Regions from separate parts of the Homo sapiens genome. Here region 1 is linked to region 2. The links are chromatin loops, found by intact Hi-C in ENCODE. Cell type or tissue: gastrocnemius medialis. All regions are shown on one strand. Links, peaks and the distances in the headings refer to the core of each region. The heading gives the core; the rest is flanking DNA. Region 1 overlaps CHST9 (carbohydrate sulfotransferase 9). Region 2 holds the start of LOC102725227 (a long non-coding RNA gene).

Evidence for each region. A loop is a pair of places that touch in the nucleus more often than their neighbours do. Peaks named below come from ENCODE experiments on the same cell type or tissue, not always from the same donor. Only the 100,000 strongest peaks of a DNase experiment are listed, where the experiment ranks them.
Region 1: it touches region 2 in a loop (6-fold over the local background); 4 of 110 quality-filtered maps call a loop at or near these places.

Annotation. Positions count from the first base shown.
Region 1 is chr18:26,955,688-26,972,145 of GRCh38, reverse strand. All of the region lies in intron 4 of CHST9 (carbohydrate sulfotransferase 9), which reads left to right. LOC124904275 (a long non-coding RNA gene) reads right to left here and starts at 1,863. Exons shown (of 2, transcript XR_007066323.1): 1 at 1,788-1,863. RefSeq lists enhancers at 14,412-14,998, 14,999-15,586. In gastrocnemius medialis, for the core only: a CTCF peak has its summit at 8,646; no DNase peak of the experiment used is centred there.
Region 2 is chr18:26,649,912-26,666,369 of GRCh38, reverse strand. It overlaps LOC102725227 (a long non-coding RNA gene), which reads right to left and starts at 10,639. Exons shown (of 3, transcript XR_935311.4): 1 at 10,536-10,639. It also overlaps a transcript of KCTD1 not described here. RefSeq lists silencers at 9,004-9,193, 9,204-9,443 and an enhancer at 14,855-15,356. In gastrocnemius medialis, for the core only: a CTCF peak has its summit at 10,341; DNase peaks (open chromatin) are centred at 9,278 and 10,146; H3K4me3 peaks cover 2,653 bases; H3K27ac peaks cover 1,855 bases; H3K27me3 peaks cover 2,460 bases.

The DNA.
Region 1 (16,458 bases), core at 4,040-12,039, 310 kb before region 2:
ACCTCAAGTGATCCGCCCGCCTCGGCCTCCCAAAGTGCTGGGATTGCAGACGTGAGCCACGGCGTCTGGCCCAATGTAACCATCTTAATGAAAACCCCATTCCCCTCCACACCCCTGCCACACCTCCATCACAACCTCCTCACCAAACTCTGCTTTTTTTCCGCCATAATACTTGTCATCTTCTAACATGTTCTACCATTTACTTACCTATCGTGTCTATTACTTATTGTCTGTGTTCCCCTTCAGAGACTGGAATAAGCTCCACCAGGCAGAAATCTTTGTCTGTGGGGAGTCGTGGGAGCTATCCATAGCCGTGGGAGCTATCCATAGCCATGGGCGCTCTGTCCTTCCAGGTCTAGTGGAGGAGTGGATTTCCCTGCCCGCCCCCCGAGCTGGGCGTGGCTGTGTGACTTGCTTTGGCCAATAGAAAGTGAGCAGAAGGGATGCGTGCTGCTGCTGCGGGCAGAGCTCTTTGCAGCCAGCACATCTGCCACGTCCATTCCTCCCTCTGACACAGCATCTGCACCTTTCTAGATGGAAGCTGCTCCACTGGGCTTGCTCCCTGAGTGATTAATTCGAACATTATTCCCCTGGCAGCCATCAAAGGACATAGAGTATGATAAATGAATAAACCTTTCCTTTTAAGCCACTGTGACTTGGCAATTGTTTGTTATTGCAACACAACCTAGTCTATTCTGACTATGTCTCACATGTTCAGGAATGCCTCCTGAGTACTGACAACAATGCCAGGTGCACAGCATATGCTCCATAAGTGTTTGTTGAGTGAATTTCTCTGTCTTTATTCTGAAATTTTTACACAGCATACTTTAAATTTAAATGTGCTAAAGTTGTCACCAATATCTAGACACCAGCTTTATTCCATTGAGTGAGTGTTCTATGACTGACATGGTCAACAATCAACATTAAGTACCTACTATGCAAGTTAGGTCTTTCTTAGGGCCCCAGAGGAATAAGCCACTGTGTCTACCTTAAGGTAGTTTGCAATCTAGTTGCAGAAACAGAAGATGTGCTCAGAATCATCTGCTCCACTGTGTAGTAGTGGGTGATACATCCTAAAACTGTCCTGAGAGTTCAGGGGTGGAAGCCACTAATGAGGATGAGGCTGGTGAGAGAAGGGGATAGGAGGCTACCTGAGCTGGGCCTTGAGGACATAGACAAGCAAAAATAGAGCTGAGAAAAGATTTCTGCCAGAAGGAACAACATTCAATCACACACAAGCAGGAATAGATCTTGAAACATTAGAAGGTAACATATATCACCATGGGTAGAGGCCAGATTTCTTTGATTGCAGTGATGGATGTCTATGTGCTGGCTCCACGACTTTAGATGAGTCAGTTAACTTCCCCATGCTTCAGTTTCCTTATTTATGAGGTGGCAATTATGATGATACCTTCCTCAGCCAGGCGCATTGGCTCACGCCTATAATCCCAGCACTTTGGGAGGCCGAGACAGGAGGATCACCTGGGCCCAGAAGCTCAAGTCCTGCCTGGGCAACATGGTGAAACCCCATCTCTACAAAAAATACAAAATTAGCCAGGTGTGGTGGCATGTGACTGTAGTCCCAGCTACTTGGGAGGCTGAGGAGGGAGAATCGCTTTAGCCCCAGAGTCAGAGGTTGCAGTGAGCCGAGACTGTGCCACTGCACTCTAGCCTGGCTGACAGAGTGAGACCCTGTCTCAAAAATAATAATAATAATAATAGTACGTACCTCAAAGGGCTGTTGTGTAGTTTAAATGAATCAATACATACAGCATTTAGAATTGTACCTGGCAGATAGGAAGCATTCATTTGGAAAGAAGAGTTGAGAGTTGAGCAGATCTCAGATTTTGCAAGATCTTGAATCTGAAATAAAGCAGTCTAATGTCATTCTATAAGCAAAAATACTTTCCATTTGCAGCTCAAAGATTTTGATCAGAAATCTGTATTTTAGAAGCTTAACATCACAGCAGGGTGAGTCTGGGTTGAAAGTGGGAGACACTGGAGGCAGAGACACTGGTTTAGAGGCAGACATGATAATCTCACTGTGGGCAATTTTAGGCACCCAACCATGGTAATGGCCAAGGAAGAAACATGCTGGAGACGCCCTGGAGAAGGTGCTCTGGACCTACCAATGGGTCATGTGGGAAAGGAAACAAAGAAGTAAATGGCCCCAAAATTTCAGGGTCTGGATGACCAAGAAATGTAATGATAACACTGACCAAAATGGTGAAGATCAGAGGGGAACAGATTTTAAGGGAAATATAACAAATTCTATTTTAGACACTAAAGTATCAAGATCAAACTATTTAGAAAGAAATTAGATACGATAAACTGAAGCTTAACTTAAGGCTACGCTCAAATGTCACTCAGAAAATCTTCCCCAAATAACTTATCTAAAATACCTCCCTCCTCCCTCACTCTCTAGCTCATCACCCTAATTTATCTTCTTCATTTCACTTCATGGCACAATAAGACCGTATACATTTGCTTATTTGCTAATTGTTTGTATGCTCCTCCCCAACTCTCTAATGTAAGCTCAGCAAGAACAGGAACCTTTTCTTCCTTATTCATTGCTGTGTGCGCAGAGCCCAGGAGAGTGCCTAGCCCGGTCGGTTTTCAAGAACTATTTTGTGGAATAAACTCATCTTTATCTGGGAGCTTAATTGCCAAATATATACTCACAACCCAAGGTCACCTTCAACCTGTATAGAGACTTCTATCCTTTTATTATTAGGGCTTAACACACACACACACACACACACACACACAGAGAGAGAGAGAGAGAATCAAAAAAGGAAGACTAGCTAGTAAAGAGTATTAAAATATAAGACTGCATAAATTCGTGGCCAGGCGCGGTGGCTCACGCCTGTAATCCTAGCACTTTGGGAAGCTGAGGCGGGTGGATCACAAGGTCAGGAGATCGAGACCAACCTGGCTAATACGGTGAAACCCCGTCTCCACTAAAAGTACAAAAAATAAATTAGCCAGGCACGGTGGCGGGCGCCTGTAGTCCCAACTACTTGGGAGGCTGAGGCAGGAGAATGGCGTGAACCCGGGAGGCGGAGCTTGCAGTGAGCCGAGATCGCACCACTGCACTCCAGCCTGGGTGACAGAGCGAGACTCCATCTCAAAAAAAAAAAAAAAAGACTGCATAAATTCAAATGAGAATGGTCAATGGAACAGAGTGAGTGTAGATAGACTTGAACCCATGTGAGGATTTTGTGTAAGTGAAGTGGTAATCAGTAGAAGAAAGATAGATGTTTCAATCAACATTTTGAGCAAAACTGACCAGCCACCTGGAAGAAAAACATATCTGGATCCTTTCCTCAAACATTAAACCAAAATAAATTTCAAATGTGTCAAATTTTTAACCATAAGGTAAGAAATCATCAAAATAATTGTAAAAGTCATAGAAGAAAATAGCTCATTTTTAAAAAACAGCTGTGGATTGAGAAAAGCCTTTCTAAAAATGGTATGAAATGCATGCACCATTGTAGAATATTTAATGAATATATACATATTAAAGACATCCACACACATGCAAACAAATTTTCATGACTTCAAAAGACAGCAGACTTAAAACTTATTTAGAATTTGGCACACAGGTATCTAATTTCTTTAAAGTGCAACAAAACTATTATAAATAAAAAGTAGATGTGTGGAAAATGGACAAGCTGTAGAAAAATAAACACCAATGGTTAGTAAACATAAAAGCACCGACCTCACTCATGATTTTTTTAAACGTTGGTTAAAAACATGAGATAGCAATGCCAACAGTTTCAAAGTCTGACAATGCTAAAGCCTAGAGGATGTGGGTGAAATAACAAACTCTCATAAATTGTTGGTGGGAGTGTAAATATATATTACTTATATAATATATCTTTTTTGGTCATGTAGCAATAACAACCAAAAATTTCAATTTCCATACTGTATTAGTCAGGGTTCTCTGGAGGGATAGAACAAATGGGATAGATGCATATACGAAGGAAAGTTTATTAGAAGAATTGAGTCACAGGACCACAAGGTGAAGTCCCACAATAGGCCGTCTGCAAGGTGAGGAGCCAGGAAGCCAGATCCAAAGTCCCCAAAGCTCGAAAGCAGGGAAGCCAATAGTGCAGCCTTCAGTCTGCGGCCGAAGGCCTGAGAGCCCCTGGCAAATCACTGATGTAAGTCCAAGAGTCCAAAGCTGAAGAACTTGGAGTCTGATGTTCGAGGGCAGGAAGCATCCAGTATGGGAGAAAGATGGAGGCCAGAAAACTTAGCCAGTCTAGTCTTTCCACCTTCTTCTGCCTGCTTTTATTCTGGCCGCACTGGCAGCTGATTAGATTGTGTCCACCCAGATTGAGGGTGGGTCTACCCTTCCCAGTCCACTGATTCAAATGTTAATCTCCTTTGGCAACACCTCACAGACACACCCAGGAACAACAATACTTTGCATCCTTCAATCCAATCAAGTTGACACAATATTAACCATCACACACACCTTTTGGCCACATAATTCCACTTCTAAGAATTTAACCGATAGAATATACTTGCATGAGTACACAAAGATTACAAGAAGTTTCATTGACAAATTGCTTGTAATAAGAAATTTCTAAACACATACAATAGTTATCTGCCCACAAAATTATAGGACTTCTATTCAGTAGAATACAATGCAGTTATTGAAAACAATGAGGTAGATCTATAGGGACCAACAAAAAGGTGTTTACAATATACAGGTATATTGTAATATACAAAAGCAAAAAACAAGTAGCTGAAGAGCATCTACACCATGGCCCTACTACACGTGTAAAAAGCAAAAAGACAAATATAAATATCCCTGTAAATGCAACATAAACTTTCAGAATGTTAGATAAGCAGTCCCTTATATAAGCAGCTTCCTACATAGCATTCAGAAAGCTTTCATTGCATATACAAGGATTTTTGTATTTGTCTTCTTGCTTTTAAAGACATAGGGGGTGTGACTAAGGGTGAAGTGACCCTTTTGATTTTTGCCTTACACTCTCTCAGTATTGGAAACGTCTTTCATGATGAATATGATTAGTGTTAGAATTCACAAAAGGAAGAATAAAGCCCTCAGTGTTTCAGTCACACTCTCCTTTTGACCCATCCCCCAAAAAGCGTATCTGTAGTGTCTGCCTGAGACTGAAATGACAAGTCCCCAGGCCAACCCGAGATATCTACCAACTGGAACATTAGGAAATCATGTCAATTTCCAGAATCTTCTGAAACTCTGCAAGAGCTTTTTTTTTTTTTTTTTTTAAAGAAAGTAATAATTAAGTATTGTTTTCTTATCTCCAGTAATCATCAAAAACTTAGCCAGGGACAACCAGAAATCCTAAAATAATTCATGTGCCTTAAAATAACCAACTTTCCTTCACTTGTTCAGTTGATAACAACTTGGGATCTTCTCCACCACTGCCAGGGGAGCTAGGAAGCTGAAAGAATGACTGGCAAGGCTGTGTCATGACAGAAAGGTCTGTGGCCAATCCATCTGAAGGTCCAACCATTCTAAACAGCTATGTCACAGGTACACATACAAGTGCACACATGAACGTGTGTGTAGTAAGAGAGAGAGATTCCAAGCCAGTATCATCATTTCATCAAAGACGTTTAAATCCAGAAGTACTATATGTATTATTTATATTCATGCCTTGTTTCAAAATCATTTAAGGCAAAGAGATGAAATTTTTAAAATCCCCAAAGATCTAGATTATTATTCTTGCAACTTAAAATGAGTGTATATTTCTGCTTTGGGGTCTAAGACACCAATAACATATTTTTAAGGCTTTAACTCGCTTTTGCTGTGCCTGATCTTTTCTAAGAATTTAAAAGAGATTTCTTTAGAAAAATGAAAGAATATTTTCAATTATACTTTGTACTTGATTTTTTAAAAGAGCTGTCATATAAAGCATAGTTTTATAGTGTCCCACCTTTTTAATACATCAGAAAAATCATTAAAAGTTGTCAAGATTGGATTTTCCTAACTTACCCTTTCTACACTAAATGATCAATTGAGTCTATCAATTGGGATTGCCAGACACTTTAGAAAGAAATAAAAACAATTAGTTGGGAAAATTAAAAGCAGCATTATGAATAAACTATTTACTTTTTGCCAAACTGTGCAACATTAGGCATAGGAACTGAGGCATGGATCATATTATGTCTATTCTGTTTTAATTGTCAATCTTGTCTCACTGGATGGTAGTCAGGGTTCCAAAGGGTTTTTTTGTTTCCTCAATGTCTACTTCTTTGACACCCTTTCTTGTCCTCCTATGAGATGTTTTCTTCCTGAGTCCCTCACTAGGCCTACCAGTTGACCATGAGGCTCTGATCTCTGTGAGTTTATTCAGCATCTGATGCTACTAGTATAAGATCTTCTTACCCTTAACTCGACAGATGATTTTTGCTGTTGCTGCAGGAGTGAAGAGGAGAGTGAACATGTGTTAAGCTCTTCTAGATACATGGCACACATTATTCATTTAGTCTTCATAGCAATACCATGCAGTAAATTTTATTGTTATCACATCTCTCTGATTTGCAATCAGTGGCTTAGAGATGTTAAATAAGTTGCCCAGTGTTGCTCAGCTAATGGTGGTAGCGCTCAGACTTGAACTTAGGTCTGTGAATTCCAAAACCCATGCTACAGGCCAGGTCAAACTAAAGGGCAAGCCAGATGGCCTGCTTCCCAGGGGTTCTAATCTATAAAAAGCACAGGACATTACTGGAGTAAATCAGTAATGTGTTGTCAGTTCACTGAGGTTCTCATACACAAATCTTCACATAGTTATAAACTGATGGCACTGCTATGGAGCTACACTGCTCCTGCAAGTGGAAATAACACTGCCACCAGCACAAGTACTTGCTACCTCAGTTGAGTATTTTTATGAAACACATTGCAGGCCGCACAGTGCAGCTTCGGGCCATGACCCACCAGCCAGGGGACACTCACATGAGTCTCATAATCCATTCACAGTCGGCTCAAATTCTAAACCCAAAAAATGCTGGTCCAATGCTTGTAATTGGGAATGCATTCAGTTGTAAATAGTTTTCATAATAGCTTCCCAAGAATTTCATCACTTTGGACAACTACAAATAATGAAGGAAAGAAATAAATCACGATTCTGGACATTAAAGCAGAGGAAACCCTCTTATTTTCTAGTCTAAGGCTCCTGCCATCGCCATCTGACCTTCCTTCTGACCACTAGGCAGAAAGACCTCCCATCTTCGCTCCTTTCCCTGTGCATTTGTCCCTCATGTCACCTCTTCCTCATCCTGTTTGCTTCATGCTCTCTTCTTCTGCTGTACTCTGAAACACAGGGTCAATCCTGCACATTTCCTTTAGTCTTGTTCTGGAAGGGCACAGCTCAAAGCTCCTCCTTCTCCAAGAAAGTGTTTTCCATCCTTTCCCACATCACAGCACACATGGAAGAAGGTGGTATTTGTGTAGCACACACAGTGGACAAGACTGCTCTGCTGGAGGTGGGAAGGCAATGAGCTTAGAGATTTGGGCTGGCCCAGGCCCTGACTGGTAGACCCAGAAGCCAGGGGGCAAATACAGAGGCATACCTGTTTACGGCCCACAGTCTGCTGCCTGAGAAGCTCTGCCCTGAAGAACACTAGAACTTCCATAACTGTAAGCTGGGCCTAGATCTGATTTTCTCACTTATTGTAAATACATCAAGAAAAATAAAGCAGCAGATATAAGTAACATGCACTAAATGGGAAATAGGAATTTGAAGTCCTATTTGTTTGAAGTCCAGAAAAATATTTGTTTCTGGAGAGAAATAATAAAACAGGTGGGCGGTTGAGAATGAACATACATTTCATGTAACCAATACCTTGTTAAGGTCGTCAACTGAAAATTATAAGAGCTGCCTCTGAAAACATCCATAAAGTATTGCACTAATTTCTTAGTGGCTAAGTTAGATATGAGCAATAAAATAAAGGAAATTATATGGATTTCTATTTGGTCTCCAATTTTTATAAAGCATTAGAACGTTAATAAATGTTGTCCAACTTGTGTTAGCCACATCAGCGTTCTGCTTCTATTTTTTATTTTAAATGTCTGTGGTTTTCCTTTAAATTAATCAAAAATGCTCTTCTTATGAAACTATAAGAAGAACTATTTGCTTCCCTGGCTACAAATATTTAGATTACATAATCACTTTTTCTTTCCTTCTTAAGGTTGTGTTAAGTGAAAGAGATAATGCATATAACAGTAGTGACTATATTTATTGAGCACTTACTATGTGACCTGCACTACTCTAAGTATGAAACGTGCATGATATCGTTTAGTCCTCATGAAAACCTCAAGAGGTAGGGATTGTCTCTGATAATCTCCATTTTAGAAGGCTAAATCAAGGTTTACGGATGCTAAGGAAATTGAATTGCCTGAAGTCACATGGCTACTAAAATGAAGAATTAGTCCTGGAACCCAGTCTCACTGACACCCAAGTTTGTGATCTTACTCACTACATTCTACTTTTACAAAATATTCTTTGAGTTGAAATAGATGTTTTCATTTGTAGAGACACTGAAATAATTGTTTCCTTTTTTTTTTTTTTTTAATACTCCTTAAAAACAGAAGCTGGAATCTGCGCTGCCCAGCACCCTAGGGCTCTGTGAAGTTTTTCCATTTGAACAGATGGGGGAGCTTGTAGGCAGCTAATCTTTTCATTCTTTGTGTTCTTAAAAATAGACCCAACGGCTCAGTAATAAGCACCAACATTAATGTTTGTTTAGTCCTGGTGATGACTTACCAGGACACAGAGTTTAGGAGTTTGGAGATCCTGCCAAGCTTAGCGGAAAGTGCACATCTAGAAGAAAAGGTGCAAAAGCAGCCCATGGTTCCAGGAAATGGCAGAGGAGTGAGTCCTTCATGTCAAGTTTTGGAAAAATGAGATTTATCAAATGTTTAATAGAAGACAGTTTGAGACAGTGGAAAGAACTCTATGTTGAGAGGCAGACTGACTTGGGTTCACATATGACCCCATGAGTGTTTTTGTTTGTTTCATTCACTCTATGCCCAATACAGTGCCCGGTACATAATATGCCCTCAGTATTTTCTGAACGAATGACTAAATGGGTGAATTAATAACTTACTGAACCCTCAATTTTCTCATCGAAGTAATGGGTGTTCCTCAGAAAATGTCAGCTTTAAAGTTTCAAATACACAAAAAAACTTTTACAAAACTGTTTCTCTGGCTTCATCCCATCTCACGAATGATTTCTAGAGGTCTTGAGTTTGTTCCACCTGACTCATAAACACACCATCTACCATCTATCACCTACCACCTGCCAGTTTTCTCCCCATTTATACCAGACACCTGCGGAGATACTGCCTGAAGCGGCCTTGGATCTCAATACCCAGGTGATAAGCAAACTACCCCAGGCGATGGTGATGCCACCAGCCTTTACTCTACCAGCTCCCAGCAGCTGCACCTGTCCCCAGGTGAAAGGCACCAACTATCAGTAAATGTCCCAAAGGAAACAGAGGCCACATTCAGATTGAGATAAGTTAAAAAAAGATTATATAGAAAGAGACTACAATGCTGAGCGCAGTGGCTCACACCTGTAATCCCAGCACCTTGGGAAGCTGAGGTGGGTGGATCACTTTAGGGCAGGAGTTCAAGACCAGCCTGGCCAGCAGGACAAAACTCCATCTCTACTAAAAATACAAAAACTAGCCGGGCATGGTGGCAGATGCCTGTAGTCCTAGTTACTTAGGAGGCTGAGGCAGGAGAATCACTTGAACCCAGGAGGCAGAGGTTGCAGTGTGCTGAGATCGCGCCACTGCACCCCAGCCTGGGCGACAGAGCCAGACTTGGTCTCAAAAAAAAAAAAAAAGGAGACTATAATTTGGGATAGGAGTAGAGGGAGCAGCAGACCACGGAAGATAGTATAGTAACCCCAGGTTAGTAACAGGAGAGTCATTAACACCCCAGGCTGGAAGAGTCAGTGGGTGTGAACAGTTATGGGAACTAGAAAGGGAAAATTCTGTAAGCTGTGTCTCAGTTTAAAAGCTGGAGCCTTTTGGCAGTTTTTCCTGACACCCCCAGGCCAACTTTGGCCCTCTTCATCTGAATGGAGACTGGACTTTGCCTTATTCCTATGGCAACTCTCACTCCGAATCTGTCCTGTGTGTCTCCCTGCCAGACTGAGAGGAGGGACTGATTATACCCTTTCGCCTTTGTATTTCCAGTAGCCAGCCCAAGACCAACACAAACTAGACTTTCAAACCAGGTATGAATGGTTGAACAAGTGGATGAATGAAGGAACGCCTGTCCTAATGTGCAAAAAAGAAAAGCATATTCAAAGCCTCACCCATGTTTCTTATCCAAAACAGAAACATTGTTCTCTTTAAATTGATGCAGTACCTTTTCCTAATAAAAAAGTTTTGAAAAGCAAAAGCAGGTCAGGCCCAGTGGCTTTCACCTGCAATTCCAACACTTTGGGAGGCCAAGGCAAGAGGATCGATTGAGCCCAGGAGTTTGGGAACAGCCTGAACAATAAAGCAAGACCTTCATCTCTACACATTAAAAAAATTAACTGGGTGCAGTGACGCATGCCTCTAGTCCCAGCTACTTGGAGGCTGAATTGGAGGGATTGTCTGAGCCCAAGAGTTCGAGGCTGCAGTGAGCTATGATTGCACCATTGCACTCCAGCCTGGGCAATGGAGCCAGTTGCTGTCACAAGGGCAAAAAAAAAAAAGGAAACAGATGTGCTTAAATTAAAAGTAACTCTTACTCCTTTCCCACCCGGCCTTAACGTGTAACAAAGTGCTAAAGTATATCTCCTCTGACTTCTTTACATATAATCATATGTACTTTAAAAAACATATTAGTTATACACATTGTTCTAAAAATACAATGGAGGTATTGTTCTCTAGCCTTACATACAGATATGACCTTATTATTTTTAATTGCTGCACGGAGTTGTGCCTTTCCAAGCTGGACACTGAAAGCAGAAACCAGAAAGGAAATGATGTAGGCTCAGAAGTGAGGCTTGAGTTCATCACCTCCCAGCTGCAATTCCAGGCACGTTAGTATCTGTATGCCTCATTCTTCATCATCTGCAATAGCCTTATCCCACAGAAGTGCTGGGAGAACTGAGTGAAGAATGTATCGATGTTGCTGGTATGTTGTAAGCGCTTACTGAATACTAGCCATTGCTATAATATTCTTTTATTCCCTAAACATTGTACACAAGTAAAGGTGAGTGACAAATTAGGACAAATATTCATAAAACATATGATGGGCAAAAATTATTATTACTAGAAGGAAGAGAATACTCCATTAGAAGAAAGAAGTCCTGGCATAGTGGTTCATGCCTGTAATCCCAGCTACTCGAAAGGATATGGCAGAATTGCTGAAGCCCAGGAGTCAGAGTTTAGAGTGAGCCCTGATCGCACCACTAACTCCTGCCTGGGCTCTGCCCTTAACCCATTTATGCTGGAGGTTGCAATTTTTTGAATTTTTGCAATCAGACCTTGGCAATGACCTTGAGCAGTAGGATATAAATAACTCCCATATGCTTAGCGTTCCAATAATGGAATGCTAGGCATAAACAATTCTGTTGTTCTCCGATAAATTCTAAACATTCCTTAGCCTCAGCTTAATAAATAAGGAAATCAGCCTAATTTTCTTCTGCTAAAACTTGCAATTGTCTTTTAACTCCACAACCAGTGAGAACTTAAGCTCTTACACCAAACTTCAAATTTGCTAGTTCCTGAGAATAAATCCTTGTGGTAGCTTAGAGAAGGAGTCTCTTCTTATTCACTATGGATGATGTAAAATTTGCATTCCACTATCTAAGTTGAATAATTTGAAACATCAAATTATTCAAATATAAATAAAATACAACCATTTTCCAAAGTTCAAATCTTGATATTTATTTCCCTTCAACTCGAGAGTCTTCTACGCTCTCTTCTCCCCATCATCTCTCTGCAGAAGACTGCCTGGTATTTTCCTGATATCTATTTCTGCCTCCTGTGGGATGTTTTACTGGTATTTTAAACCAAATAAATGCTAAACCGAGCTTATCATCCCACCTCCTCTGTTGCTCACCAAACTTACTTCTTTAAATTGGACCTATTTCCTTATTTTTACCTTTGCATTAATAGCATCTTCTCCCAAGTAACCAAGCTTAAAATCTTGCTCCTCTTTTATTCCTTTTTTCCCCATCCTAACCCCTCATCTGAATCTTCAAATCCATTTTACTCATACAATGTGCCCTACATTCATCTACACTTTTCCATCTCTTTGCCAGGATCCCCCATCCTCAAGGTTAATCTTCCTAGGGTACCATTTGGATCAATCTTTGACTCAAAATTATTCAAGGACTCCCTCAACAAATATTATGTCAAAAAATATTTCTTTAAGTATCTAGAGTCCTCCGTGATACTGGCCCATCATACAATTTTTGCTTTGTCTCTTATTACTTTGCCAATATACAGACCACCTTTAAGTTCAGTGCAACCATTTACTGTTCCTTAGACATTCCCTGATGTGCTTTTGCTCATGCTTTTCCTTCCAGGTAAAATACTGTTCCCCTAATCTGCTTCTGTTAATGTCCTATCCAGATCAAACGCTGTCTCTTCCATGAAGTCTTCCCAGGTTCCCACACCAAACATGAATCCTTTCTTTCTGTTTTTAATATGATTTCAACTTTTATTTTAGATTCAGGGGATACATGTGCAGGTTTGTTACCTGGGTATCTTGTGTGATGCTGAAGTTTGGGATACCATTGATCCCATCACCCAGATACTGAGCACAGTACCCAATAGTTAGTTTTTCAACCCTTCCCCACCTCCATCACTCCTCCCTCTAGTGGTCTTCAGTGTCGATTGTTTCCATCTTTATGTTCATGTGTACCCAATGTTTAGCTCCCACTTATAAGTGAGAACATGTAGAATTTGGTTTATGTTCCTGGATATTAATTTGCTTAGGATAATGGCCTCTAGCTGCATCTGTGTTCCTACAAAGGACATGGTTTCATTTTTTCATGGCTGCATAGTAGTCCATGGTGTATATGTACCACATTTTCTTTATCCAATCCACTATTGATGGGCACCTAGGTTGATTTCATGTCTTGCTATTGTGAATAGTGCTGCAATGAACATATGAGTGCATATGTCTTTTTGGTAGAACAATTTCTTTCTTTTGTATATATACCCTGTAATGGGATTGCTGGGTTGAATGGAACTTCCATTTTAAGTTTTTTGAGAAATCTTCAAACTGCTTTCCACAGTGGCTGAACTAATTTACATTCCCACCAACAGTGTATAAGCATTCCCTTTCCTCCATGGCCTCGCCAGCATGTGCTGTTTCGACTTTTAGTAATAGCCATTCTAACTGGCATGAGATGCTATCTCATTGTGGTTTTGATATGCATTTCTCTGATAATTAGTAACGTTGAGCATTTTTTCTTGTGTTTGCTGACAGCTTCCTTTGAGAAGTGTCTGTTCACATCTTTTGTCCATTTTTTAATGAGGTTGTTTGTTTTTGCTTGTTCAATTGTTTAAGTTCCTTATAGATTCTGGATATTAACCCTTTTGAATGCACAGTTTGCAAATATTTTCTCCTGTTCTGTAGGTCATCTGCTTACTTTGTTGATGGTTTCTTGAAGCTCTTTAGTTTAACTAGGTCCCACTTGTCAATTTTTCTTTTTGTTTTTTTTTTTTGCAGTTACTTTTGAGGGCTTAGTCATTAATTCCTTCCCAGAGCTGATGTCTAGAATCGTGTTTCCTAGGCTTCCTTTCTTTTTTATCTGTGCCAATCCTATGGGAATTTTCATTACTCCTCATTCTTTTAAGAGTCAAAGAACGTAAACAACTATAAGCAAATTTAGTATTTATATCCCTGTTATGCAATAAAGACAAAACAAAAGCCAGGGAAGTGAAGTAATTTGCCAAATATCATATAGCCTGGCAAAGTCAAGACTAGAAATGTCTGAGAATCAGGCGCAGTGGCTCACGCCTGTAATCCCAGCACTTTGGGAGGCCAAGGTAGGTGGATCACCTGAGGTCGGGAGTTCAAGACCAGCCTGACTGACATGGAGAAACCCCATGTCTACTAAAAATACAAAATTAGCCAGGTGTGGTGGTGCATGCCTGTAATCCCAGCTACTCAGGAGGCTGAGGCAGGAGAATTGCTTGAACCCAGGAGGCGGAGGTTGTAGTGAGTGGAGATCGTGCCACTGCACTACAGCCTGGATGACAAAGAGTGACCCCATCTAAAAAAAGAAAACAAAAACAACAAAAAAGAAAGAAAGAAATAAGTAGAATGTAATTTTTCATGTCATAAACATAAAATGTACCTAGGCACTTTTCTACCTTTCTTTTGCACAGGTGTGAGTATATGCATACATACCTGCCTGTTCACCCAACATAACCCACACATACACACACAATCTACTCACACCACAGCTATCTTTGCAAAATAGGTAACTACAACTCCAGAAGAAGATTCTCTGATAGTGGTGAAAATTGTCATTTATTATGACGATGATGATTGTGATTGCTATTGTCGTTATTAAAGTCCAGATCTGATGCTTGGCTATTTTTTTTTTTTTTTGCAGTGTAGTTATAAACAATGAATACAGGGTTTTAAAACAAAGGATCAAGGTAGTAGCTAAGTATGACAGCTAAAAATTCCTATTTCTAAATAGCTCTCAGTAGGGGATAAAAAGCAATTGATAGCTCTCTTTGGGACAAACGTACTGAGATAGCATGTCTACACTATCTATATTAGTACCTGGTCCTCTTAGCCATCTGTCAAAGAAACAGACTGACTTCAACCAACAGTTTCCATAAAACTCATTTTCTAGACAAAGAAACTGAGGTTTGACAGAGAATGAAGTATAGGCTTGGTGAGAGAGCATTCTGAGCTCCGTAATTCACTTAGCCTCTGGGCTCCTGCACCCCTCATCCTTTTTATTCTCAGTGTTTCAGGGCATTGTTCCTTCAGTTTGCACTGGGTTGGTTGGAGGTAGGCACCACAGGTTTGATTGATACAGCAATTTGCATCTCAAGGCATCGCTCGATAAATACAGTGCAATGAAAGGCTACTCTCTCACCAGCCAATTTCCCCCGCTGGGCTGACTTTAGAAGCTCATTGATGTCACTTCCTTCCTCAGTCAGCAAGTGAATTTTCTTTAATTCTCAAGACCAGCTGTCCATGCTGTCAACAGAAAGTTATTAAAATTCCTTTAAAGTGAATAAAAATAGCCTAAAAGCAAATGTACTTGGAAACAGGAAAGAATCAGTATGCAAAGTCCACAAACCTCTGAGCAAAATAATGTTGATCCAACCAGAGATTTCAAACATTGTATATTCAAGTTGCTAGAAAAAAATAATTAAAAGATGCTAAGCCACATACTTCTTAATCTTTTATTAGCAAAGGCTTATATAGTTAAAACATATCCCCCTAAATTTCATTCCGCCTTTTCAAGTATGATTTGAATAAATTTGAGAATGACTTAAGTTTTCGTTAAGTGGGATTCCCTCCTCTTTTCTTGCATAGGCCAGAGAATATTGTCATCTCCACCAGGCTAAGGCTATCCATAAGCAAGAGACAAACATTATCATTAGCAGAATCATAACCACTAGGACCACAAAAATAATATAATTGTGTGTGTGTATATATATAAAAAATTGTATATTATATATATAATTGTATATATGTACACAATTATATTATTTTTGTGGTCCTAGTGATTATATAATTGTGTATATATATATAGATATAATTATATATGATATATGTATATTTGTATATATGATATAATTGTGTGTGTATATATATATATATATATTTTTTTTTTTTTTTTGAGACAGAGTCTCACTCTGTCGCCCAGGCTGGAGTTCAGTGGCGCAATCTCAGCTCACTGTAACCTCTGCCTCTTGGATTCAAGCAATTCTCCTTCCTCAGCCTCCTGAGTAGCTGGGACTACAGGTGTGCGCCACCACACCCAGCTAATTTTTAGTAGAGACAGGGTTTAGTATTTTCAGTAGAGACAGGGTTTTACCATGTTGGCCAGGCTGGTCTTAAACTCCTGGCCTTGTGATCCACCTGCCTCAGCCTCCCAAAGTGCTGGGAGTATAGGCGTGAATCACTGCACCTGGCGCTATAATTATATATTTTAATTTATTGGAATTTTACTAGCTCAAGGGAAGAGGTAATTTTTTCTCATATTTAAATGGCTATAACTCACAGAAATGAACTATGTGGCTCCTGAGTCCCCCTGATCCTCAACTGACTGCGTGACCTCAGTCACTGGAAGATTGCCCTGTTACCTTCTGAATCAGCCCTTGCTTTACCCTTCAGGCCCCCAGCAGCTGAGCTCCTGCCTTCTTTCCTGAGTTGTACATGACCTGGTACCCAAGTCCCTCCAAAGCATGGATATGTTCCTTACCACCAGTAATCACCTGCCTCTTCCTTATTTGGACAGATG
Region 2 (16,458 bases), core at 5,349-13,348:
TTATTATCAATTTTACATTTTTTCTTAAGTTTCTATCATAGGGTTAGTTCTTTCTAGATCAAGCACAAGGAAAAACCTCAGTTCTTTTGCACTGATGCATTTCTAAGAGAACGAAGACACAGTTCAGGGAGGATGAGTTGAATAACCCAGTATTTAGAAAAGGCATACCTCTAAATATGATTATGACAGGCCACTCTGCCATCAGCACCAATCTTCCTTACAAATAATTCACAAAATATAATCAAAGATGAACTGCAGATAGAGGTCAGTTTTCAGGTTGAATAGATTTTAAAATCAGAGAGTGGCACCCTTATAGGAAATGAAGAAAGCAGAGAAAAATGTGTTTTTACTCTTTAAAATCTAAAAGGTTCTCTTGCTATTATTTCCAGAACAACAACAACAACAACAACAACAACAACAACAAAAAGAACTCTATTTTCAGAAAATAAAAGAGCACCAATAAAACTGTAGCAAGTACAATGAGACCAGAGGTAGCTATTTAGGCTAAATGGACACAACAGGCATCTCTAGATGGCCACAGAAATTACGAAAGAAAATCAAGGCTTTAGCTACCTCTAACCCAATCCAAACCTCAAAAAAAAAAAAAAAAAAAGTAAAAACAGGTTTTTGTTTCACGATTCTAAATAACCAGTTCATTATTTTATGAATCTGCAAGCTGTTGTAAATTTTGTATTTTCACGTACAAGTTCACATCTACACAATGACAAACACATAGGACATGTCTAAAATATTGTCAAACACCAGGCTATTTTGCCTACATAATTTCAAGTATCCAGACACACCATTTAGCAATTTCCAGTGATTTGATTTGGCTCAGAATATCCAAGTTTTTATACCACAGTGAAGGAATCTGCAATGAATGGGGCATTTTAGCTGTGCCGGACAAAGAATGGTGATCAGACCCAGCTCCCACTCACGCTGGGTCTTCAATGTGATCAACACATTGACCATGTGGTCAACACAAGGTCCTGGGGTTTCTGCCCCACTTCTTTATGGGCCATCGTGACCAGGTGTAACTCAGATGTAACACTAATTATGGAGAGAATCAGAGAACTAGATGCCTTGCTTTGTTTTTTACCGTATTGTACTTTTTTCCTCTCACCTGTTTCTTAGAGTTTAATATTTGTATATTTTACTCATTTTTAATTGTGCCAAAAAATATATAAAATTTTCCATTTTAATGATTTTTAAGTGTACAGTTCACTGGCATTAAGTACATCTCACGTTGTTGTCCAACCATCACCACCATCCACGTACAGATCTTTTTCATCTTCCCAAATTGAAACTCTGTACCCCTTAAACAACAGCTCCCCATTCTTTCCTCTCCCCAACCCCAGGTAAATACTATTCTACCTTCTAACTTTATGAATTTGACTATCCTAAGTACCCTACATAAATGGAATCACACGATATTTGTCCTTCTATCTCCACTCTATTTTGATATTGCCAGAAAATCCAAAAGTTAGAAAGAGTTAAACCCTGGGTATGATCAATAAAACTAAAATAACAAATATGTATGAATACTGGCCATCTTCTGGGTTCTGAGTTAGATGCTTTCTCTTTGATATCTGTCTTTACTACATAAAGATAAGTTTTAAACTATGTATTTGTTGTAGAAGACCCAAGGTTTAGCTTCTTCTCCCCCCAAAAGACATCTTTAAGTAGGCTTTACTATAGGAAGAAAACCTGCAGTAATGCTTGCCCTTGCCTTGGGGAAATAATGAATAATAGGAGTATAATAATGCTTTATCTGTGAAAATCTTCAGACACAAAGAAACAAGATAAAAGGCTGATGAGTTACTACCATTATCTGCAAGCTCTTTCACAGAGGCTTTGTTTTGTTTAGGGACATCTACAATTAGAAAAGAAATAGACACACCAACTTTGTTTTCTCAGCAGGAGCTGCTGTACGTTTGGTACAATCAATTTCTTTTTCCTTTTTTAAAAATTAAGATATTCATTATGTACAAAGCAACCTTAGAGGGACAGATTGAGGATTTAATTTCAGATTTTCATGTCTGACTCTCATAACCAGATGGTCTTTACACAATGGAAGTTTTGTACCATCAGTCATCATTGTTTCTTATCACTACTATTATTAATGTTATTAGTAAAAGTAATGTTGAAATCATTTAAACGTCCATACCGAATAGTCCTGTTGATTTGCTCCCCATCTCCCAGTGCACATTTTAACTGATCAGGCTAATACTCATTAAGACCCTAGAAACTGCTTTCTCTCCTGATAACTTTAAAGAAAGTGCAAAGATTCTTGGTATCAGCAGCAATTTGTTTACAGCGGCTCTTGCCAGAGTTAGAGTTAATACTTTGTTTCTTTTTCTTTTTTCTTTGTGTTTTTGTTTTTTGTTTGTTTTTTGAGCGAGAGTCTTGTTCTCTCCTGGCTGCAATGCAGTGGGGTGATCTTGGCTCACTGCAATCTCTGCCTCCCAGGTTCAAGTGATTTTCCTGCCTCACTCTCCCAAGTAGCTGGGATTACAGGCATCTGCCACCATGCCCAGCTATTTTTCATATTTTTAGTAGAGACGGGTTCACCATGTTGGCCAGGCTGGTCTCGAACTCCTGACCTCAGGTGATCCACCTGCCTTGGCTCCCAAATTGCTGGGATTACAGGCATGGGCCACTGCACCTGGCCTTGTTTCTTGTTTAATTATTACTTATTGACAAGATATTTTTGTTGTTCTTGATCTTTGGGGGTGTGTGTGTGCACGCGTGTGTGTGTGTGTGTGTGGTTTTTGTTTTTTGTGTTTTTTTTTTTTTTTTTGGTGGGGGGAGGTTGGCTATAGCATATTCACAATTCTTTTTCTTTTAAATACATTTTATATGTTTAACCATAGCATGATTCCACTGGATAAGTTTTATTGGATTTTTTCAGGGGTGGAGCAGGGAAAGGTTTCTTAAAAATTGAAATATGTCATCCATATCATTAGAGTTTTAAAGTTAGTAATATGCTTAAGGCGGACTTTTTATGGTTAGCAAAGCTGAGAGGTTCTGACACCCAAAGGATGCAAAAAGAGATAACTTACATAAATGTATATGGTGCCCCGGAGGTGCCGCAATTGTATTATGGGGTTTCTCATGAATGGCCTTGGTTCAGACAGTAGAACAGTGAAGCAAAGCTAAGTGGTTCTGTACCGGATGGGCTGTGCATGTGACACATTACACTGCAAACAGAAGTAACTTTCAGCGCCAGAGAGTTTACTAGGAGGCACTGGAATATGAACTAGTACAAAATATATAAGGAAATGCATATCTTATTAAAAATGTTTCTTTAAAACAGCCACTGCATTTCTTTAAAAAGCCACTAGCTTTAAAATGGATAGCCTAACAGATTACATGGAATAATCTGAAAATGATAAGGTCTGAAGCTTAGCAAAGAATATATTTAATACATAAACTGGAGAATGTAGAAAATAGGATGGTATGATATGATTGATTGATTGAACTCTTTCTTAGAGATTTCAATCAGCCCTGAAGTTTATTTCTTCCTATTTTGAAAACTGCATTTTCTTTTTTTTAAATTTTGTTTGTGAAGTGCTTGCTTATACTGATTTTGTAACTCCTGAAAGGCAAAAAGCAAATAATTAGGAAGAAAGAGGTTCATGGCAGAATTCTAGTCAAGTACCACTTCTTACACGAGCAATTATACATAATGCTTAATTAATTGTTTTATATGTGTGAGGCAGTCTTGTCAAAATCAAGGATCCTCAATGGAACAAAAAGAAGGTGTGTTCACTAGTAAGCAGCATCACAAACATATGATTTTTCATAGCTAGGATTTACCTTGGAGAAAATCTCATTTCACCCCATTATTTTACATGTGACAAAGTGAGATGTCCATGTAATTTCTAGATGAAATAATAAAACAAGATTTAGTTATTATCTTTTAAAAAGATTAGCCACAGAGATGTTGATAAATTAGTACTCCTATTGCAAAGGTATCCTTCTTCTATGCTGTTAAACACTAGAGACCATGTGACTTATTCAGCTACTATAAACCAAAATGATAATAGTTGCTATCATTTATTGAGAACTGACTGTGTGCTAGGCTCAGTTCTAGACACTTTCCATATATTATCCCATTTAACCTCAAAATAACCCTTCAAAATAGATATTTTCATTCATATTGTATGGCTAAAAAAACTAAGGATCAGGTAACACCACAAGTTAAGGTGGCAGAATTACTATTGTAACTCAACTAGAGTCATAAAACCTACTTGCAATTATTTATTTAAAATATAGAAGGTAAGTATCCAGCAAAGAATTTCAAATGCCAGTAATGAATACAGATGCTTCACAACTTTCTCCACACATCTACCTCCTTGTGGACAAACAGATTTCTCAACTGAATAAGACTATCAAAAACAGGTGTCAGGGTATCCAATCATAGTCGGGTTTTATTTCTTCATACATCTGTATTGTTTTACAATGTGCGATTATAACTAGTGTTCGTATTAGACAACCAGAGAAGAAACTTTGATAAAAGACCACATTGGGCCATGGGCCAGGCACGGTGGCTCACGCCTGTAATCCCAGCACTTTGGGAGGCTGAGGTGGGTGGATCACCTGAGGTCAGGAGTTCAAGACCAGCCTGGCCAACATGGTGAAACCCCATCTCTACTAAAACATTAATAATAATAATAATACAAAAATTAGCCAGGCATGGTGGCGCATGCCTGTAATCCCAGCTACTGGGGAGGCTGAGGCAGGAGAATCGCTTGAATCTGGGAGGCAGAGGTTTCAGTGAGCCAAGATAGTGCCACTGTACTCCAGCCTGGGCAACAGAGCAAGGTTCCACCTCCAAAAAAAAAAAAGAGAGACCACATTGATTTAAGGGTCTCAATACAAGGACTTGGTATGTATTTCTGTTTCAGAAATATGCCCATTGGTGTATCTGCAACTATTAGAAGATTTACCTTCTCAGAAGATGAGATATTACAAAGTCAATATTGACAGTGATACAGGAAACTAATAGGTTTTCCAGAGGCTAATTATAAACAGGTGGTGGCTGGGGCCAAACTCCAGGAATCACAAACCCATTTTGTTAGAGCTCATTAATACTTCTATTCAACTCCAGGAAAATGTGCACATTCCGCAGCATTATAGGGGGTTTCAGGTTGGCTGATAATAACCAGGTGATTTTCCCACAAAAAAAACTGACCCAGGGATAAAATAAAACAATATAATTAGCCTTCCCATGCAGCAGGGCCTCTCATGGTAGTCACAGGTGGATTCCGCTGGAGCAATGATGGAAATGCTGTTGTTTAGTGACCAGGTAGGGGAAACTGTGGCAGCCTCACCACAGCTAGTGGTATCTATGCACACCCAGGTTGAGCCCAAGCACTGAGGCATCTCTCTTCTTCCTGATGGAAAGTGCAATGGGATTTTAAAATTTGATCTGAGTGTCTGACTGCTTCAGTGGAGGGCTCTGCAATTTCACATTTCATCTCAGCAGCTAATGTCCAGATCTTGTCAAATCACCGCCAAGAATGTACCACAGGGCTACCCTGGACAAAACCGTGCTGTTCTGTGGCAACTTGCACTCTGAGGGTTCAGTGACTGTGATGCAACCAAATGTGCTTTCCCATGCTAACATTAGAAGGGAGGCTGCTGCTCCCCTCCAAGAACATCTCGTTTTCTCTTCCACAACCGTCGTAGTGCAAACCTTTTTCAGCTGAGCTGCTAGTTTCAATTCAAAATATCCTATCTTGGTTTTTTCTGCGTTTAAAAAGTGGTAGAACTTATTTTGACAGTGAGACCCTGGAAGATGAAAACAGAAAGAAACCAGTTTTCTTCTTGATTGTTTTCTTGCTGACAATTTTATTGCCATTGTCTTCCGTGTGGCTAATGGTTGTTAGGCTGCTGGTCTCATACCAGTTATTTACGAAAAAAAAAGGAAGTTAGATGGATTTTTAATATACTCTTTTTCCGAATTTCTTAAAGATGGAGAAAAAGGTGCTACGGACACCCCAAAATGCAGATTATTAATTAGATAAAAAGTACAAAAGTACTTTCAGGTCATTTTATGATTGCAGAGGCTGACTGAAGTCTGTTAAGTTTGTATCTCGTACTTGGCAAGATATGAACCTGACTTCTCACATGCTATTTCACTGACAGCCTATTTTAAAATTTAAAATAAATTTTCATTACTCTTGATTTAAAGGTCATGAAGTTTACTGATTTCTTTCTATTGCATGGAACAAAATAAATTTTCAAAATATTTTATACAGCCTCAACTTTGAGATCCCTTTGAAATGCAAGAAAATAAAGATCCCCACCACAATAGAATGAAAATTTACCTTCAGTCTATTTGCCACTGGAATTACTACAAGTTCAAGATCAACCAAACAGGTTGAATCACTTTAAAATCTCAATGGCCTAATGTTTTAAAAGATCGTCTTTTTGTAAATGATATCATTCTGGAATATTAAAATGTCTTACAAATGTACATTTCAGAACTTAATTCACTGAAATGAATATTATTCCCTTCAGAGCAGTTATCTTAAAAAGGAAAGCCCTTTTTCCAGTAATAATTTCATTGCTCAAAATTTGAGAACTGTCTTTATTCCTCTTAGGAACTAATAAGAAAACTGTCCTGTTTTTAGTCCTATTTTCTTTTTTTGACTCTAAGTAGCATAAGCCATCTTTCTCATCTACTTAATGTCTAGACCTGGCAATAAATTTTTGTGTTGTTGTTTCCAAAGTTAAATGATCAAAGATCAAAACTTTGTTGCCATCAAAGATATTTAGAAGATTGTGCTACAGGATTTGAGGACAATCTCAAAAAGGGAATTTCAAAAGTACGGTTCAAGCCATGTCAACAAAATTTAGAATGCTATGCTCAACTTTGCAGGGTCAGTGCTTGCAGAGGAACGTCACTCACCTTTCTTCTTGTCCTGCCTCTTGTGGCCGATCCCCTGTCAATGGCTGGCTCCTGACACTGGGCAAGCTGCCTATTTCCCTCGTCTATAAAATGATGCCAAAGGACTAGATGCCTGCAAAGGATCTTTCCAGTTCTAAAATTCTAGGACAATGATGCATGGTTCTCTATGTGACACTTGATTGTTTTTGTTTGTTTGTTTTTAATTAAAAGTCACTTTAGGCCACACCTTTAATGTGTTCAGTCATCATATCAGTGATTGGGGATATTTCTTCCATAGTCTCTTTTCTTCTCACACTCTCCTGTATTAACATTTAGTGCCATTTAGGGGCAAGAACAAAGTTTTTATTCCATTGAATTTAGGGCTTGTGGACATTTAAAATTTTTTATTGTAGATCAGAGAATGTATCAACCTTGTGTGTGGGGATAGAGAGAAAAAGAATGTGCAAAGATTCTCATGTAATATAAACTTGTTACATTAAAAAAAATCTGCCAACACCCCTGGTTCTCATTATGATGTTAATCTTTCATGTATTATGCACTAATCTGATTGACTCTATTTACTTTTTAAAAGCTCGGTCCTTCCCTTTTCTGTTGGCATTGCAGCAGTTGCTTACCTTAAAGGAAAAATGATGGTTAAAAAATACTTCCTGTGAAATGCTGCCAGTTGCAGGTATTTGCAGGACATGTCTGGTTCTATTTAGGGTTACTTTCTTTCTTTAGCATCCTTGGCCATATAACCTGATCTTTTCCATAAGAAATGTCAGCAAAGTCTTTGAATTAATGAACTGTGAAGTGCTCAAAAACATACCATTTCAAAAAGTATCCTACAAGGATATAACAGTAATGGGAGGTGATCCTTGAGTTTATAACCAAATATCCCACCCTAACTAAAAAGAACTAAGATAACCACTGGCCCAGGCACAATCTCCCTGAACAAAGACCTAGAGAGGAAGAACTGATGAGGAGTGGGGGAGGTCAGAACCAGAGTAACAATCTGGGGAAATGTATTTATGTTAGCCTGTCGAGCTCTGTTGAGCACTTCCGTCAAATAATGGAATTATACAACCCCCCCTATAAAAGATACCAGGTGGAGAATAGCAAAGAGAAGGGAGGAGGAGGTGAGGTGTGTTCAGAAGGTTGATCAAATAAAACTGAATGGTAGGTCCTTGGCTACACCAAATGTGGGTTTTGTTTTCTTTTAATTTTGCCATTAAAAAAAATGCGGTGTCACTCCTTCAATCTTTCTACAATTCTGCATGGTTGAACATTTGAAATGAGTTTGTGTATCACCCTCAGGCGCTGATTCAGACTTGATTGGGGCAAAGCAGACTGCATGTGCTTATTTTTATCCACGTCATTTGGGACGTTATGTCGCCAAAGGAACCAAAAATGTGCTGCTCTATTGCCAAATTATCACCTATCCTTTTATCAGACAGGGCGATGATCCTCAACAAGTTGTGCGACCTTAGTGTAACAGCAATGTCAGGTCAACTTGAGAAAGTGAAGAGAGAGCCCTAGACACAAATAAAAAGAAACAACCAACAATCCTTATAATTATCATCATCTGCTGCTTTTCCCTCTTTTGGCAAAGAAACACTCCATCCATTTGCAGAAATCGCCCGCGGAAACGTTACATCAAAACTAATCACAACGATTAAAATCAGCTTTTCTGTGCAAGAGGAGGGTAAAAAGCAAGTTAGAGGCTGGAATGAGACTGTTTTTCCACCAAAAAAAAATCTGGAAAAAAATTTCCTATGTGTATATTTCTCTATACGTATATGTAGAGCTTTATTTTTGAAGGAGATCAATTGTTTGCCCTGTGATCGGTTAATTTGATTTAAGTTTTATTTTGGAGATTGATTTAGACTAGAGGTAGAGGCATGAGCTAATTGTATCCTGATCCTTGCCTTGAGGGGTTTCAAAGCCCTGGAGCAACTCTTCTCTGTATTTTGTTCTGTCTACCTTAGCCAAGCTATTGCATTTCTCTCTGGTGTGGCGAGCCGAGCAGATCGCTGGGAGAGAAATCGGAAAAGGGGGGAGAGGAAAAGGAAAAGGGGACTTGGAGAGAGACTTTGTGCTTCAATGTTTCAGGTAAGATCTGACGGTTTGGGTTTGTTATTATTTGCTAAGGAGGGTATGGCTGGGACTTTGGGCGCAACTCGCTTTTACGCATGTGCCAGGCATGGGGCGAGAGCGCGGCACACTCGCACACACGCCGCCCGCCGCGGCGGGCGACTAGGAATCCGCTTGGACCCGCGGCGGGGCAGGGGCCGCCGCCTCCTCCGGGGCTGCCGCTCCCGGTTCTCGGCTTTCTTCCTCCAGTGGGAGCTGGCGAGAGCAGGGCGGAGCAGAGCGGGCAGGAGGAGCGGGTGCGGCCAGCAGGGGCCGCGGCCGGGGGCCGGGTTTCCGGATCTCTGGGCCGGGTTCCGGATCTCGGAGAGGAGCCGCCGTGGCTCTGGGAGCCCGTGCCAGAGCCGCCCGCCCGCCGCTCCGCGCGCCAGCCTCCCCGCGGCCGCTCCGCCGCGGCTCTCCCCCGCCCTCCCCGAGCCCCTCCCTCCTCCCCCGAGCCCCGCGCGTCCCTTTCTTCCCCGGCGCAAAGCTCCGCGCCCGCAAACCGGCCCCGCCGAGAGCGCCCAGCGCCGCGGGGGCGCCCAGAGCCAAGCGCACATCTCTGCGGGGCGCGCAGGGGGCGGCGGCGCCCGGGGCTGCGCTCCTGCCGGGGGTAGGGGCCCCGCCGCCCCCTTCTCGCAGGCAGCCTCGGCGGCGCCCCCGGACGCCCCGTGAAAGACGCCATTGTGGCGGCCGAGCGGACTGGGGCCCGGGGCGGTTTTTCCTTCCCCCTTTTGCCCGGGCCGGACCACGCCGCTCCCCTTTGTGGGCCGCGGCCGGTGCCCGGCGCTCTTCGTCGCCGGCCGGGCTGGTCCAGATTCGCCGCCTCCGCCCACCCAGGCGCCTTTAAAGCCCCCTCCCACTCCCTCCCATCTCCAGCCCTCCTCCCCCTTTTGGATGCAAACGTTTCATTTATTTTTAAAAAGCTCTTATTCCTCTTCCTCCCCACCTCCTCCCCGGATAAAGGGCACAGCACATGCTCCGGATTAGAAGTCTCCTTGGGAGGCGGGGAGGGGGTGGGGGCGGCGCTGGGACGGGGGAAGGATGCGAGCGCTGCAGGTAATGGCTGTGGCTTTGCTGCGCTCGCCTCTTCCCGGCGCTGCGGTCAGCGCCAAGTCAGGAGCCCGCATCCTTCCCTCCCCTCCTGGCGGCCTAGGTTCCCTTAAAGGGACAGTTTCCCGGCCGCCTCTGGCCTCCGCCGTCTGAACCAGCGCTCGGGGCGCAGAGGTGGGCGGGAGGGATTCAGTTTGGCTCCTTTCTGACCTCTTTCCTCCTCCGCCCCCCCAACTGCCGCCGCCCCCCTACCCACTCCCGCCACCCTTCTTTATTGAATGTGAAGTGTGCTTCCTCTCCCGCCCCCAAGAGGGACCTGGCTGGAAAACAGTCCGCGCCTCCTGGAAAAAGAACGGGGTGGGGGGCGCGTAATGGTGAATTCGCGTTAAAAGTGAGGTCGAGCCCCAAAACATCCAGGAAGAGGAAAGCAGACCTGGGTGCAGGAATCCCTTACCTGCACGCGCGCTCCGCACAGCCGCCCCGCCACCGCAACTTGCGAACTGTCGCGGGTAGACAGTCTGCCTTTGTGCTTTCGAACACTTGCACTGTCGTGGAAATGATTTTCTGGTATCAAAACGTTTTCAGTGACTGTGCTTCGGGGTTCGGCTGGGCGGAAGCCAACTAAGTTAGCAAAGTCGCAAATGGGGCCGTTGGCTTTGTACGTGGAGAATGGCACACCAGAACTGTCCAGGATCCCAGTGGCACTGGCTTCTTCGCTAAAAGGTGCACCGCAGTAGGCAGGAGTAATTTGGTACAAATGTATTACCTTTTAGATAATAGAACTGGCTGCTTTCAAGCAAATCCTTGACTATGCGGTATGTGTGCGTGTGTGTGTCTGTGTGTGTGTGTGTGTATCCTGAGTGGTACTGGGAGACATAACAGTTTAACATATTCTTTAAGAAACGTTTGCCTTCTGTTTTCAATCAACTAAGCTGGCAGCTAGAGATACAAGTTTATTTGAGAATACCCTCTGGGTACCAAGCATGCTTGGATTGTTTTAGCAAATTAAAAATGAGCAAAATGCTTTTACCTTCTCAGCAGTAGACTCCTTAAGAGACCTCCTGTTTTGTGTGTATGTGTGCGTTTTTTTAGAGAAACATTTTCTGTGTATATCTCAAATGTGTTTTTAATGTGGAAAAGGAGAAAATAAAGGATTTTAAAAGGCTGAGGCTGATGCTGTAGAATGATTCATTAAACCTGATTCTGCATCAAGGAATTCACCTACATATATGGGAATCTGTGGCAACTAATAGCCTACTTGGTGAATTTAAAATAGCAGTGGATCCGTTTGTCTCCTGGATAATGGGCAGTGTGCCGATTTATTCCTCGTGTTTGTATTTGTGTGGCATTTGGCTTACTACGAGGGGCTGATATTCAGGAAACTAAAACACTGACTGCAACAGTTTGACTCGGGAGTCCTGCTGCTGCCTGAATGGAAAGAATTGTGAGCAGTGGTTATGATGACAGTAGGTTAAATGTTTACTAATTAGGTTGCAAAGGTGACCATGAAACTTTAAAACTTTGCATCACGGAGAAAACTTCATTGGGTTAGGCTTATGTTAAGAAGAAGGTATCTAATTAGGCAAAAATGTCACACAGCCGGGAAGAAATTTTGAAATGAATTGAGGGTGAAAGATATTTGTCAAAAATCTCCCACCACAGTATGCAAAACGACTGCAGTGATTTTGCTGTATTAATTATGCCTGAAGCACAATATATAAAGTTCTCCAACACACACTAGATGTCTCTCTTCTAGCTGTAAGATTTTTGTGTTTGTAATTCTTTGCCAGGGCTTGCATAGTAGGGGTGCACAGTAATAGCTTGTTTCATATTTACTTAAGTAATGTGATTTACCGACCATTCAACTTACTCTGATGTGAGATATTTATTTTGGGGGAAGCCTTCAGTAATCATTGTACAAATTATGCCACTTAAGTATTAGGAAAGTAACTTCAGTAAGACTTCAACTAGATGATGATGAAAGCGTATTATTCGATTTGCGTTGAATAATGCATTATGGACCTTTTGGCATCAAATTATTTATCCAAAGCAATTTAGGTTTTTAAATGTAAGAGTAATTAGTGACAGATGTATTTTATCAGAGAACTTTCTTAAACTTCCATTTAGCTCTGCATTTAGCAATAACAATTGCTTGCACAAATGCTTTCTTGTCTTAATGTTTCTGAATCAGAGTGATAGTTTTCTACTTCTGATGTGATGTTTTTAGCTAAGGTCTTTTCCCATTTGCATTGCATTTGAGTCATTCAAATGATGTTTGTGAACCATTACTTCACCAACGTTTTTATTTAGTGTTTATTAAACTGCATTTCTGAACCTTCTTTTGGACTGCAGTTTATAATTTCCCAAGCAAACAGAGCATTTATTTGCTCCATCTTTAGGACGAACTATCTTGGGAATAAAAGTGAAATTTTTGGATGCAAGCATGTATGCTTATTTTAATAGCTTACTCATGCAGAAGTGAGACACAACTCGCTCTGGCTTTTCATTCATAAAAACATGCTAGATGTAAATAATGTTTTGCTTGTTGATGAGTTTGGTTTGAGATAACTGAAGAAAACAAAACAGATTATCCTTTAAGCATAATAAGCCTGTGTTCATTAGGTCCATTCATTCATTCATTGAACAAATATTTGTGCTTGCTGTATAGGAACTACTGTGTTAAATGCTGGAGACACAATGGTGAGAAAAAGCATTCAGAGCCTCCAATCTCATGGAGCTTATAGTCCAGACAGAGAGGCAGACATTCATCGAATAACTGAACAACTGACAGAGATGAGTGCTTTGAAGGAAGAGGAATATGGGGTTCTGGTAGCATTAACTTAAAGAGGGCCAAAATGGCCTGGACCAGGGTCAGAAGTGCCACACACTGAGATCTAAAGGATGAAGGGGCCTGGGCAAGAGAGACAGAACAGAGACGAAGTTCCAGGGAGAAAAAAGAAGGAACAGTATTTTACCAAGCCAGGAGAGGCTTAGCAAAGGGGGAGGAACTCAGGGCTTAACTGGCTGGAGTAAGAGACGGAGGAAGCAGTGATGCAGACTGCAGGGACAGGCACCTGGTCTTCACCCAAGAGTAAGTGATGGGGAGGATTGGGAGAGGGGCAGCAGTAATCAGATTGGTGTTTGGAAAGAATAACTCTGCTGGCACTCTGGGAAGTGGTCAGAGGGACCCAGATGGATGAAGCATAGCCCTTGGAAGGCTATTATAGTCATCCAGGCAAGAGAAGATATAGCTGGGGTTAGGGTAGGGGAAATACTGATGGAAGGGTTTGAGATCTATGTAGAGGGGAAAGTTTACAGAACCTAATAAAGGGTTGGCCATAGGTGAACAAGAAGAGAGAAGTGTCAAGTGGACACCTAAGTTTCGGGCATGTTAATTGAATAGACGCGGGAATTCTGAAGCCTGGGTGGATTTTGTATCTTTCACGTCATTTCTAATAGCCAGATTAAGTAGCAGTGAGAAGCCTCATTCACATCCGGTGTAACAGCATTCACAAAGGAAACCAAAGCATCTAGTCATTCTTTAATCCCTCCCTCCATTTGTTCAACAATTGGGTCTGGAGTGCCTACAGTGTATCAGGCACTCATCGGCCGGCTCTTTTTATCCTGTTATCCAAAATGCTTTTCCTTTATGAAGTGTACCATGTGGTTCCATTTATCCAAGTCTGACTAAGTTGGAATTCATCATTGAAGTAGGCCTATGTTGAGCCTTCTGAAACAAACCTGTGCCTTATAGTGCAAATTAATTGTATTAAAATATTATAAACATGTCAGATGATTATGAAATGAATGGTTGGATGCTTTTTAAAAGTCCGTTTACATACAAATAACTGACACAATTATGCAAATCACTCAACTGAAGACACTTTGAATATCACTCTCTCCATAGGGGTTTGATGTACAAATGCAATTCCATAAGCTACTTTTCTTGGTGGTTCTCATGTGGATGGCCCTGAGGGCAAATTCCAGTTGGAAAAACAACCATCATTTTGGCCTATTCCTTTTTCTCTATAAAAATGGGAACGATGTCATCTCTCTAACCTGCCTTACAGGATTGTTAAGAGGAAAAATAAGAGTATGTCCAACTGAAGTGCATATAAGTAGTATCAATCAACCCCAAAGGGCACTTTCTCTGGAGGAGCCACCCCAAGTCTGGCCCCTGCTGTCTCAGTCCCTCGGTCCATATCAGTCTCACCTTATCTCAGCTGCCTCTGAAACCCCAGGCACTGGTAACATCCATGGCTAAGATTTAGGGAACAAGTAGCAGAGGCCGTCTGGAATACCTATCTCCCTGAGCCCTCCAAACAAGACTGTGAGGCAAGTAGTATTCTGCACCCATCTTGTTCTGCACCCACCCTAGGTAACATGCCCGAAACCTCGGTGTCCACTTGACACTTCTCTCTTGTTCACCTATGGCCAACCCTTTATTAGACTCTGTACACTTTACCTTCTTCTTCTTCTTCTTCTTCTTTTTTTTTTTTTTTTTTGAGACCGAGTTTTGCTCTGTCACCCAGGCTGGAGTACAGTGGCTCGATCTCGGCTCACTGCAACCTCCCCCTCCTAGGCTCAAGCGATTCTCCTGTCTCAGCCTCCTGAGTAGCTGGGACTACAGGTGCCCGCCACCATGATCGGCTAATTTTTCTATTCTTAGTAGAGGTGGGGTTTCACCATTTTGGCCAAGCTGGTCTCGAACTCCTGACCTCAAGTGATCCGCCCACCTCGGCCTCCCAAAGTGCTGGGATTACAGGTGTGAGCCACCACACTCGGCCAACTTTACCTTCTAAATAGATCTCAGACTCTTCCATCAGTGTTCCCCCTACCCTAACCCTAGCTGTACCTCCTCTTGCCTGGAGGATTAGAAAGGTTATATCCGTTTCCTGAAGTCAAAGACTAGGCTAGTGGCAGAGCAGGGATTCTAACTCAGCTGGCTGACTACAAAACCCTGCCATTAGCCCCCATTAGCCGTTCTGCTTTCTCATCTACACCCATAGTCCTTTCTGTCCAGGACATACTATTTAAGCCCTTTTCAAGGGCACTTGGCAAAGGGCTTGCTTGTTCTGCCACCGGCTTCCATTCCTCCTGTTCTCTCTTCGCCCCCACCTCTGTATCTCCCTGCCACACCAGCACCCTGCTGTTATGCCAAGAGAGAAAGAAAAAAAACAAAAACAGTGTGAGATTGTTGTGAGAGATTGTTGTGATCAGAACATGTGAATTGGTCTCTATCTCTTGCTGAGCAAATCGTTTGCTCACAAGTACTCTGTCATGCTGACCAAAATAGGGATTTGTTTTCTATCCAATGGGAACTGACAACAATTCAGCCCTTGCTGCCGACACCAACGCTGCTATTAAGAAGAAGAGTTATGAACTGAAGAGAATGTTAACGAGATAGATTTCAAATGCTGGCTAGAGGAAGGGATATTCTTCCTGATAAATCTTTCCAAAGCATCTACTGCTATCATCACTGACTTGTTTTTGTAGCACTTTCACTTTGCTGGAAATTTGTAGCCAATGGAACAGAAAATGTGTGTAAAACAAAAGACCCAGACTTTCTATGTGAGGGGGAGAAAAAGCTACATTGGTCCATGGTACTGATCCTTCTCTATCCTACCCATCCATTCCCACCACCCCATATGCAAATCCCACTCCATCTCTGTCTGTGCTGTATTTTCTTGGTTAAATTACTGAATCTCTCTAAGCTTCAGTTTTCTGAACTACAAATGAGGTAATAATATGAGATCATTGTAAAGGAGATAATAATAGTCCTAGAGTTGTTCAGAGAATAAAATGAGATGTAACAGGATGTATATGCCTAGCACAAAATAAGCACTCAGAAAATATCCATATATTGTTAAGAGCAGGGACTGTGTTTATTCACCTTTGCTTTCTCAGTTCCTTAATACAGTGCCTGGCACACAGGATAAGTGCTCAATAAATAACTGTTGGATACATGAACACATAATTTCAGGGGACGCAAGAATAAAGCCAGATGTTGATTTCACTTCCCTGTAAGTACTTTTTGCCATTGACAAGAGGACCCAAGTTCTGCCAGATACCCTCACCTGCTGGTTATGGGCTTTTTCTAACCAATTAGATCAATCATTTGGGAACAGATCAAATTTGATCTGGGGAAGCATTGATGCTAAGTAGGACGTTGCCTCAAAGATGGTCCTGTTTTGCCTTTTGATTACTCATGTGGAGGTCGTCCTGTGCACAGTTGTCATGGGATTTCCAAAATCTGCAGACACTTACGCTATGAAATGATGCAAATGCACCACTAGGTTCTGAACCCCCACAATGGGAGTCACTGAATTTGCGTATTAACACTGAGAAGAAACACGGGACCCGGTCTGATACCCATT